2 separate regions of the Homo sapiens genome follow, and region 2 is linked to region 1. A link is a contact called in ENCODE Hi-C or POLR2A ChIA-PET data. All regions are on one chromosome and are shown on one strand. The core of a region is the stretch at or near the end of the contact, and the rest is flanking DNA. Distances in the headings are between cores, read along the strand shown. Region 1 holds the start of CBX7 (chromobox 7). Region 2 holds the start of SLC25A17 (solute carrier family 25 member 17).

What was found. Hi-C counts contacts between places; a loop is a spot of excess contacts on that map. ChIA-PET counts read pairs that join two places held with the same protein, here RNA polymerase II (POLR2A). Pooled maps may share reads with other maps.
Region 2: a loop to region 1 is called in a map of ascending aorta, with 5 times the contacts of the local background. The contact joins the promoter of SLC25A17 here to the promoter of CBX7 in region 1. A Hi-C loop is called at or near these places in 1 of 168 maps with a recorded cell type or tissue (ascending aorta) and 7 of 50 pooled maps. POLR2A ChIA-PET finds 5 or more read pairs at or near these places in 2 of 52 experiments (OCI-LY7 and activated T-cell).

The regions. Positions count from the first base shown.
Region 1 is chr22:39,150,350-39,154,895 of GRCh38, forward strand. CBX7 (chromobox 7) reads right to left here and starts at 2,331. Exons shown (of 6, transcript NM_175709.5): 1 at 2,027-2,331. The coding sequence starts at 2,095. RefSeq lists an enhancer at 1,909-2,490 and silencers at 1,948-1,997, 2,068-2,637.
Region 2 is chr22:40,816,856-40,821,401 of GRCh38, forward strand. It overlaps SLC25A17 (solute carrier family 25 member 17), which reads right to left and starts at 2,491. Exons shown (of 9, transcript NM_006358.4): 1 at 2,340-2,491. The coding sequence starts at 2,393. RefSeq lists an enhancer at 464-523.

The DNA.
Region 1 (4,546 bases), core at 1,081-3,580:
GAGGACTCTCAACTCAAAAGACCCTGGCAGGACCCCATGGAAGACTGGCAAAGTCTCCACCTTCAGAAGGGGTGGTCAGCCCTGTGGTTGTTAGAAAGTAGAGCCAGGCCCCTCCCTTCCTCACAGGCTTTAAAAGTTTACAGTTACGGTGGCTCAAGCCTGTCATCCCAACACTTTGGAAGGCTGAGGCTGGAAGATCGCTTGAGCCCAGGAAGGAGTTTGAGACAAGCCTGGGCAACACGGTGAGACCCCTGTCTCTGAAAAAAGGAAATTAGTTGGGCATGGTGGCACTTGTCTGTGGTCCCAGCTACACAGGAGGCTGAGGCAGGAGGATCGTTTGAGCCGGGGAGGTTGAGGCTGCAGTGAGCCATGTTCATGCCCCTGCACTGCAGCCTGGGTGACAGAGTGAGATCTTGGTGCCAAGAAAAAAAAAAGTTTACAGTCCAACCCCATTGTGAGTGAAGCCCCTGCACGCCAGAACTTTAAGACCAAAATATGATACCTCCTCACAGAGGCTTTCCCTGGTGACCCTCTCCCATGCTGTCTCCACTGGCACCTTGCAGTTCTATTTCTGCAGAGCACACAGCTCCATCTGAAGGCATCTGTCTGTATCTCCTCATTCACTGTGTGCCGCCTCTGCAGAATGCCAGCTCCCTGAGGGAAGGGGTGGATCCCTGGGGCTTAGACTGGTGCCTGGTACCTGACCAACCCTCAATAAATATTTTGAGTGACTGGCCGAAGGAATGATGATCTCGCCCTCTTGTGCTACCCTGCGGGCTCCATCGTAGAGGGAGTTAGTGCTGTGCCTGCTTCAGGCTACACAGCACGAAAAGCACTGAGCTTTGTGGAATAAATCAATTCTCTTTTAAGTGGAGAAAACCCTAGGAAAAAGGAGAAGGAGGAGGAACAGCTGCCTCAATCAGAAGAGTAAAACCCCAAGCACAGCTGGAGGAAGAAAAGATGCTCCTGACCACCTTGACCTTCACCCTTGGCCCGAGATGCCAGGACTGAGTTTTCTCTATGGAGAAAGAAGATGGGCTGCCAATCAGCCCAGTTGAGCTCCTGCTCTACCTCCCTATCTAACTTGCTCGGTGACCTTGAGCAGGTCACTTCCTCTGCCTGGGCCTCAGTTTTTGTCTCTGTTAAATGGGAGGAGGTGACCCCCTAAGGCCCCTCCCAGTCGGCCTGGAGCCTCCCAAAGGGCTGCAGGGAGGAGGAGACAAAGGAAGGACAGTAGTGCGTACCAGGAAAGGAACTTCTCCCCAAGGATTTCCCCAGCCTTAGGCGAGCCCCCTCGCCAAACAAGTGCACGGGAGGTGTAGACGCCAGGCCCGGACAAAGTCTAGCCCCAAAGTGTGGGGTTCTGAAACCAGCAGAACAGACACCTCCTTAAATTGCAGGGTGTATGTTTTGAAGAAGGCAGATGGGGTAGGAGACTAGGGGATGCCCCAGCGCAGGGGGCGGGCTTCAGAGCCCTGGCCTGGGCTAGGAGTTGAGGTGGGGGTGGGGGCGGGGAATAGGGATGTGCTCGGGTGGCGTAGAGGGGGCAGGATCGGAAAAGGCCAAAGTCCAGCAGGAAAAACTTCAGAGGCCGGAGGAGACTTTTCCAAAGCTCCACTTACAACTTGAAAGGATTTGGTGCCAAGCGTCCAGAGTCCCGAGTTCAAAACCCAGCTCTGACCATAACGCGCTAGGCAAGTCCTTTCAACTTGGGCCTCAGTCTCCCCATATTTACAATAAAAGGGGAGCGAGGTGGGATGGCGCTGAGGATCCCTACGTCCGATCCTAATCTCCAGCTCAGGCAGGCTCGGCCGCCACTAGCATCCTGGAGCGACAACTTTTGTTCTACTCGCCCTACACGGTGGCAGGGAAACTGAGGCACGGGCTGGGGAGACGGGCCCAGCAGCGCAGGGCTGCCGGGGCCCCCGCGCCCCGCTTTCCCCTTCAGCCCCAGCGTGGAGGGAGCGGTGCTGGGGACGGGAGGGACCCCACTGGGGTCCTGGGAGCCGCCCCCGGGCAGCCTCACCTTCCGCACGCGCTTCTTCCGGATGCTCTCCACGGCGAACACCTGCTCGCCGATGGCTGACAGCTCCATGCGGGGCGGCGGGCGAGCGGGCCCGGGGCCGGGCCGGGCCGGGGGCGGAGCTGCGGGGCCGCGGCTGCGGCGCGCGATGCTGGGGCTGGCGGGGTCCCCGTCACCCTCGTCCGGGCGCGCACGCGCACGCGCACGCGCGCACACCCCCTCGCGCTCCCTCACGCCGCCGACGTTCCATTTTTGAACCTGCGCAACGTTTTCCTCGGCGCCAGCGAGCGAGCGCGCGCAAGGAGGGGGCGGGGCGGGAGCGCGCGGAACGGCCGCGGGCTCGGCTCGCGCCCTGAGGGTCAGCTCCGCCCCCGAGCCCCGCCCCCATCGGAACCCCGCCCCCGGGGCCCGCCCCCGCGGGTTGCGATTGGGCCGCGGGCCGCGAGCCGCGAGCGCTGCCGTGGGACTTATTTGGCTCGGTCACCGGCTGGGGCGGGGCGGAGGCTCGCGCGCCCCGTCTTGCTGTGACGCCGGGGCGGGACGTGATCCTTAATACCCAGGCGGGCGCCTCATAGCCTCCCGGTGACTGCCAGGGGCCGAAGTGGCAGGGCCCAGTGGAGCCGACGACAAAGTCAAGGCTCAGAGCGGGGAGGCCATTTGCTCACCTCCCGCAGCGGAGGAGACTGGGCCCGAGGCGCAGCCCCTCGAGTTGCAGGAGAGCCGGGACCCAAAAGGCTTCCCACCGTGTCCGGACGTCGCAGGGCCGAGGTCTCCCTAATCCGGCCTTCTCCGCGGCGCAGTTTGGCCAGTGTCTCCACGTCCGTCCACCCACCCCTCCATCCGCCCTTCCATTTGTCCATCCACCCGACCCTCGGTGGTCGGTGCCCAGACGCACGGGTCAGACGCGGGCGCTGCCTCGAGGGCTCCCGGGCCGGGCCCTCGTTCGCGGCAGGAGCGGCCGCGGTGGAGCTGAGGTCCCCCGGGGACGGATTTTGCCGCCGCGCTGCCCCAGCCTTCCCCAAACCCGCGTGTACTGGGCGCTAGGTGCTTAGTGGGGGCTCAACCATTTGTGGCACGAGACGAACTCTTGATTCCCCACCCCCCTTCCTTTTTCGCTAACGCGCCTCCATTCCTCACTGGGAGCCCGGCGTCGTCCCTGCTCCTTCCTGTACTGACCCCAACTTCTGTCGCTCCGGCATCCCCTCGGGGACTCGGGTCTGCCTGCCCTCACCGCACCCACCTCCCAGGTTCGCCCCGTCTTTTCTCTGGACCACAGCAGAGACCTCGCGGAGCTGCCCTCCCTCCGATCTCAGCCACACAGTGCCAGAGTGTGCTTCTAAAATGCAGATCTGACGGGGTCACCCTGTGCTTAAAAATTTTCCTCCCTATTTCCCTCACAATAAAATCCAACACCTCTTTCTGGCACATAGAAAAAGAGAATAATAGATTCACACCTGACTTTTCATCAAGAGCAACAAAGCCAGAGAGAAAATAACCATCATCTTAGAATTATATATTCAGTGAAAATGTATTTCAAGAATTATGTACCCAGTATGAGGCACATGTATCCAGAACGTAGGTGAAATCATAGCACTTACAAATACAAAAACTTAAGAGTTTGCCACTGGTAGACCCTCCGGAGGGAGATTCCAAAGCTGGAACTTCAGGCAGGAAAAAGATGATCCCAGACGGAGGTCTGATGCAACTGGGAATAAAGAAAAATGAAGAACAGCGATAGTGTGAAACAATAACAATGACTTCTGGATAAAAACAGATTTAAAATACACAACAGTGATGGCATTTACTTGGGTGAATGGAGTTAAAGTGTTCTAAGATCCTTATATTCTTCAGGAGGAAGGTGAAGATAGATACCAAATACACTTTGACGAATTTAAGAATCCAGATTGTCATTACTGGGATAAACACTGTAGGACTGGAAATACTGTGTATAGTTATCCAAATTATTGGAGGAGGAAAAAGAATGATTAAACCAACCCAAACAACTGTAAAGCAGGCAAGAATGGAGAGAAAAATAAATACAAGACGGGGCAGGGAGGGGACAAATAGACGATAGCTATAAATTCGAATATTTTGTGATTCAATAAATGCAACTAAATATTGCAGTTAAAATACAAAGATTATCAGAATGCATAAATAGCTAGATGCAGTTTACAAGAGAAACCCACAAGAGACACTTCCAAAACATAAAGCTAGTGATGGTCAAAAGTAAACACATGGGGGGAAAATACCACGCAAATGCTAACGAAAAGAAGGCTGGTGCAGTTATTTTAATATCGAGGGAAAAACATCACTAGAGATAAATAAGGTCATTTCATAATGAAAAGTGTCCAATTCACCAGAAAAATAGAACAATTTCACATTTGTATGCAAATCATCTTAAAATATAAGAAACATGAAGAAGACAGCTAGATGGAGAGATAGACAAATCCACAATTATAGTGGGAGATCTTAACACTCACCCCTCCATAAGTGGTAGGAGAAGAAGAAAAATATTCAATAGTA
Region 2 (4,546 bases), core at 1,241-3,740, 1.7 Mb after region 1:
CTGCCTCAGCCTCCCAAAGTGCTGGGATTACAGGCGTGAGCCACCGCACCCAGCCTATTCATTTATTGTCTGACTCCCCTATTGCAATGCATAGTTCATGAAGAAAAAGACCTTCTCTACTGTACTCCTTGCACCTAGAACAGCGTGTGGCACATAGAATGCACTCAATAAAGGTGTTTAATGAACATTTATTGCAAGAAGGAAGAGAAAAACATTTCCCATCTTCTCACTTTCTTCTCTTAGATGCACTCCAACTATTTCCCCCACCACTCCACCAAAACTGGTCTTTTCAATTAACCACTGGATTTATCAACATGATAAATTCTCAGTTATTTCTCAGTCCTCACCTTACTTGACCCATCAGCAGCATCTGACCCAGCTGGTCTACTTCCTTCCCCAGAAACACTTTCTTCACGTGGCTTTCACTCTTAGTTCTTAGCTTCCCTCCTGCAGTACTGATCCATCCTTCGTTTGTCTCCTTTGCTGGTGCAATCTTATTTTCTCGGCCTCTTAATGGTTAGCCTGCTCCAAGACTCAGTCATTGAGATTCTTCTGTCAGTCCATACACACTTCCCTAGTGAGCTCATCTAGTCTCACGACTACTCTTAGGCATTTCAAACTCCTCCAAAACCAAAGCCAAATTTATCATTTCCCCCAAAACCTTCTCCTTCACAGCCTCTGCCATCCCAGTAAATACCACCATCCCTCCAGTTACTGAAGCCAAAAACTCTTGGAGTCAACCAACCCTCATTTTATAAATATATTCCAGGTCAATGATCACTTCTACCATGTCTGCTACCACCCGGATCCAAGTCACCATCATCTCTCGCCTGATAATTGCTTGTCCCCTGTTCCCTTACATTCTACTCTCAACACAGCAGCCAGGGTGATCACGTTTAAAGGTAAATCAGCAAGTTCAACAGCTAGCCAGAGTGAAAGTCTCACACAATTTGGCCCCCTGAAACCTATTTGCCTCTTTGTTCCCTCCACTCCGGAAACACAGGCCTCCATGCCCATCTTAAAGCAAGTCACGCAAGCGTCCATCTCAGCCTTCATGCTGGCTGAAAGGCTCTTCTGGCTGAACTGAATGAACCAGGCTTCCTGAATTAGGCATTTTCATGAAATGCTGTGTCACTTAATTCTCTAAACTCTGTGAGGTAGGTATCACTTCCCCCACTTTACAGATTAAGAAAGTAAGGTTTACAGGGCATCTAGCTAACAAATGATGGAGTTAGGGTTAAATCCAGATTAGTCTACAGAGAAGGTGAGCTCTCAGTGAAGTTTCTGGAGGCTAAACAGAGGATTCAGTGATGTTCCTCTGAAGTCACAGTGATTTTAACAGCTAAAGGTGTGTGCTAACAACTGGTGAAGAATATGAGAAAAGGCAGTCAAAGAGATAAAAGAACCACAAGAGGAGTCACCCAAGCCAAAAGTGGAAAGTTTTAAGGAAAAGAGGGGAGAGGGGAAGTGTCAAGTGGAACCTAGACACCAGAAGCCCAAGAATCAAGCGTATACCTCATAACAAACCACACTTGTGGTAGACAGGAACCCAGATCTTGATTTAGAAAGAAAGAAAAAAAAGCCAGGCACAGTGGCTCATGCCAGCAGTTTAGGACGCCAAATCGAGAGGATCGTTTGAGGCCAGGAATTCGAGACCAGCCTGGGCAACACTGCCAGACCCCAAAAATTTTTTTTAAAAATGTAGCCGGGTGTGGTGGCTCACACCTGCAGTCCCAGCTACTCAGGAAGCTGAGGTGGGCGGATCGCTGGAGCCCGGGAGATCGAGGCTGCAGTGAGTCGTGATCGCGCCACTGCACTCCAGCTTGGGCAACAGAGCAAGACCCTGTCCGGAAAAAAAAAAAAAAAAAAAAGGATCTATCTTCTCCTGCCAATAACGGTGCCCAGAGCTATCCTACTAGGTATTGCCACTTGCCCGCGGCAAGCGTGAAGACAGGCTGTAGGGAAGCATGTGACTAAGCAACACGGCTTCACACCTACGTTCTCCTCCGGGCCAGTAAAGCAAAGTGTGTGAGTGTGCGGTGGTAGCCTGACCTTAAACTTCCCACGGCAAAGATGCGGACCCTGAGCGGGCACGTGTGAACACGGCTCTCTACCCCGCAGTCTCTAGGAGACCAGGAGGTGGCGGAGTCTCGGCCCTTACCCCGAATTCCTCCAACAACTTTCCGCCAATGGCCCATTCCTCTCTGCCCCACAGTCATGACAGTGGACCCCAACCCACACTACCTCCCTCTCAGACCCATCCCTCAGGCATATCCCGGGACTGGCCCCCGAGAAGCCTTATAACCCGTTGCGGCCCGGGCGTAAAGACCCCGTCTCACCACGGCTCCGGCCACGGCGTGGACCAGGCTTTCGTAGGACAGCACGGAAGCCATTGGTGCGGCTCCTCGAAGACCCAGCCACACTTTTCCCACAGATGCCGCAGCCAGTGGAGTTAGGAAAGGAGCACCGGAGCTCAGGGTGTGAGAGTCGCAATCCCCGCCCTCTCAAACCCGCCCGCCTGCCCTAGAACCACTTCCGGGTCGCGGGGCGGGAAAGCGGGGGGGGGGGGGCGGCTAAGAACGCCCCTGAACGCTGATTGGCCCCTGTGGGCGCGGGGCGGGACAGCGAGGTGTTCGCGGGGCTGGGCTCCAAGGCGCAAGGCGGCCTGACACCAGGTACCCGGCTCCCGGTTCCTCCGACGTTCTCTGGCGTTCCCGGGCCCTGACCAGTTCCTCCATCTCAGAAGTCTTAATGGCCTTCTTTTACTCTGGTGACAAAGATGGGGAAACTCAATGAGACTCCAGTCTCCCTGTTTCTCTGCGCCTGAGCTCTTTTCTATTCTGAAAGTCACATTTTGGCCAAGAGGAAAAAAACTCACTTGTGGACTTGGAAACTTCTTCCTCCAGAAAAACCCTTGAGTGTGGTGGGAAGAGATGTTGAGCATCAGGAGCCCAAAATACAAGACGCGAGTGGGAGCCTCCCCCTAGTTGGCAACTATGGAAGTCATTTAACCTCTTGGGTTTCCTCTGTGAAATGACAATGTACTAGTACCAACAATCCCCATCTGCTGTGAGGATTACGAAAGCCAATTTATGTAGTAGTACTTCATAAAATACTGAAGGAAAAAAATTTTTTTCCATGTTGCAAAGTGACTAACAAAATTACACAAAACTAAAGCAGCCACATTCAGCTTTAACCTGTCATACTGTGAGATTCTGCTTCAGGATGCTCCTCAGGGACTCAGGGATTCTTTCCTGAGACACCATCACCACTTGTCTTTACCATGTTTCCTTTTAGAATATCCTCGTGATAACTCCTCAGTGCTGACTACATGCCAGGCTTAGTGTTTTATGCCCATCATCACACTTAATCCCTGGGAGAGGGGTCTAACAAAGTTTAACCTGGCCGTTTTCACAAAATTTGCAGAAGATACTGCTTCCAGGAACATTCCCATCACGCCATAGAATCATGACGTGAAAGTGAAGGACCAAAAGTGAAGCGAAGATGATTTTGGGCTGGGCGCAGCGGCTCAGGCCTGTAATCCTAGCACTTTGGGAGGCCGTAGCGGGCAGATCACTTGAGGTCAGAAGTTTGAGACAAGCCTGGCCCATATGGCAAAACCCTGTCTCTATTAAAAATAGAAAAAATTAGCCGGACATGGTGGCACGCGCCTTGTAGAAATTACAATGTTGAAACTGCAGCTACTAGGGAGGCTGAGGCAGGAGAATCGCTTGAACCCAGGAAGCAAAGGTTGCAGTGAGCCAAGATTGCACCACTGCACTCTAGCCTGGGACAGAGTGAGACTCCTAAAAAAAAAAAAAAAAAGATTATTTTGGCATGGGAACATAGAAACTAGTTGGCTGTAAAACTTGAGAACTCAGTTCTCATTGACTCCTGATCAAATTGGGAGCTTGCTGTCAAGAATATACTGGATTATGCATCATAGTTATGAAAACATTGTTAATACTTTGTTTTGACGTTTTTGTATCTTACATACCAAAAACATTTTGATCAGCTTTTTTTTTTTTTTAAACCTGAGACAGTGTTTCTCTGCGTTGTCCAGGCTGGTCTTGTACTCCTGGGCTCAAGTGATCCACCTGCTTCAGCCACCCAAAGTGCTCGTATTACAGGCATGAGCCACTGTACCGGGCCTTGCAACCTTTTTTTTTTTTTTCAGATGGAGTTTCACTCTTGTGGCCCAGGCTTGGCTCACTGCAACCTCCGCCTCCCGGGTTCAAGTGATTCTCCTACCTCAGCCTCTCGAGTAGCTGGGATTACAGGCATGCGCTACCACGCCCAGCTAATTTTTGTATTTTTAGTAGAGACGGGGTTTCATCATGTTGGTCAGGATGGTCTCAAATCTCTTGACCTCGTGGTCCGCCCGCCTCGGCCTCCCAAAGTGCTGGGATTACAGGTGTGAGCCACAGCGCCCAGCATGATCAACTGAAGACTGACATACTGAAAACAGTATTTTTTTTTTTTTTTTTGAGACGGAGTATCGCTCTGTCACCTAGGCTGGAGTGCAGTGACGCGATCTTGACTCATG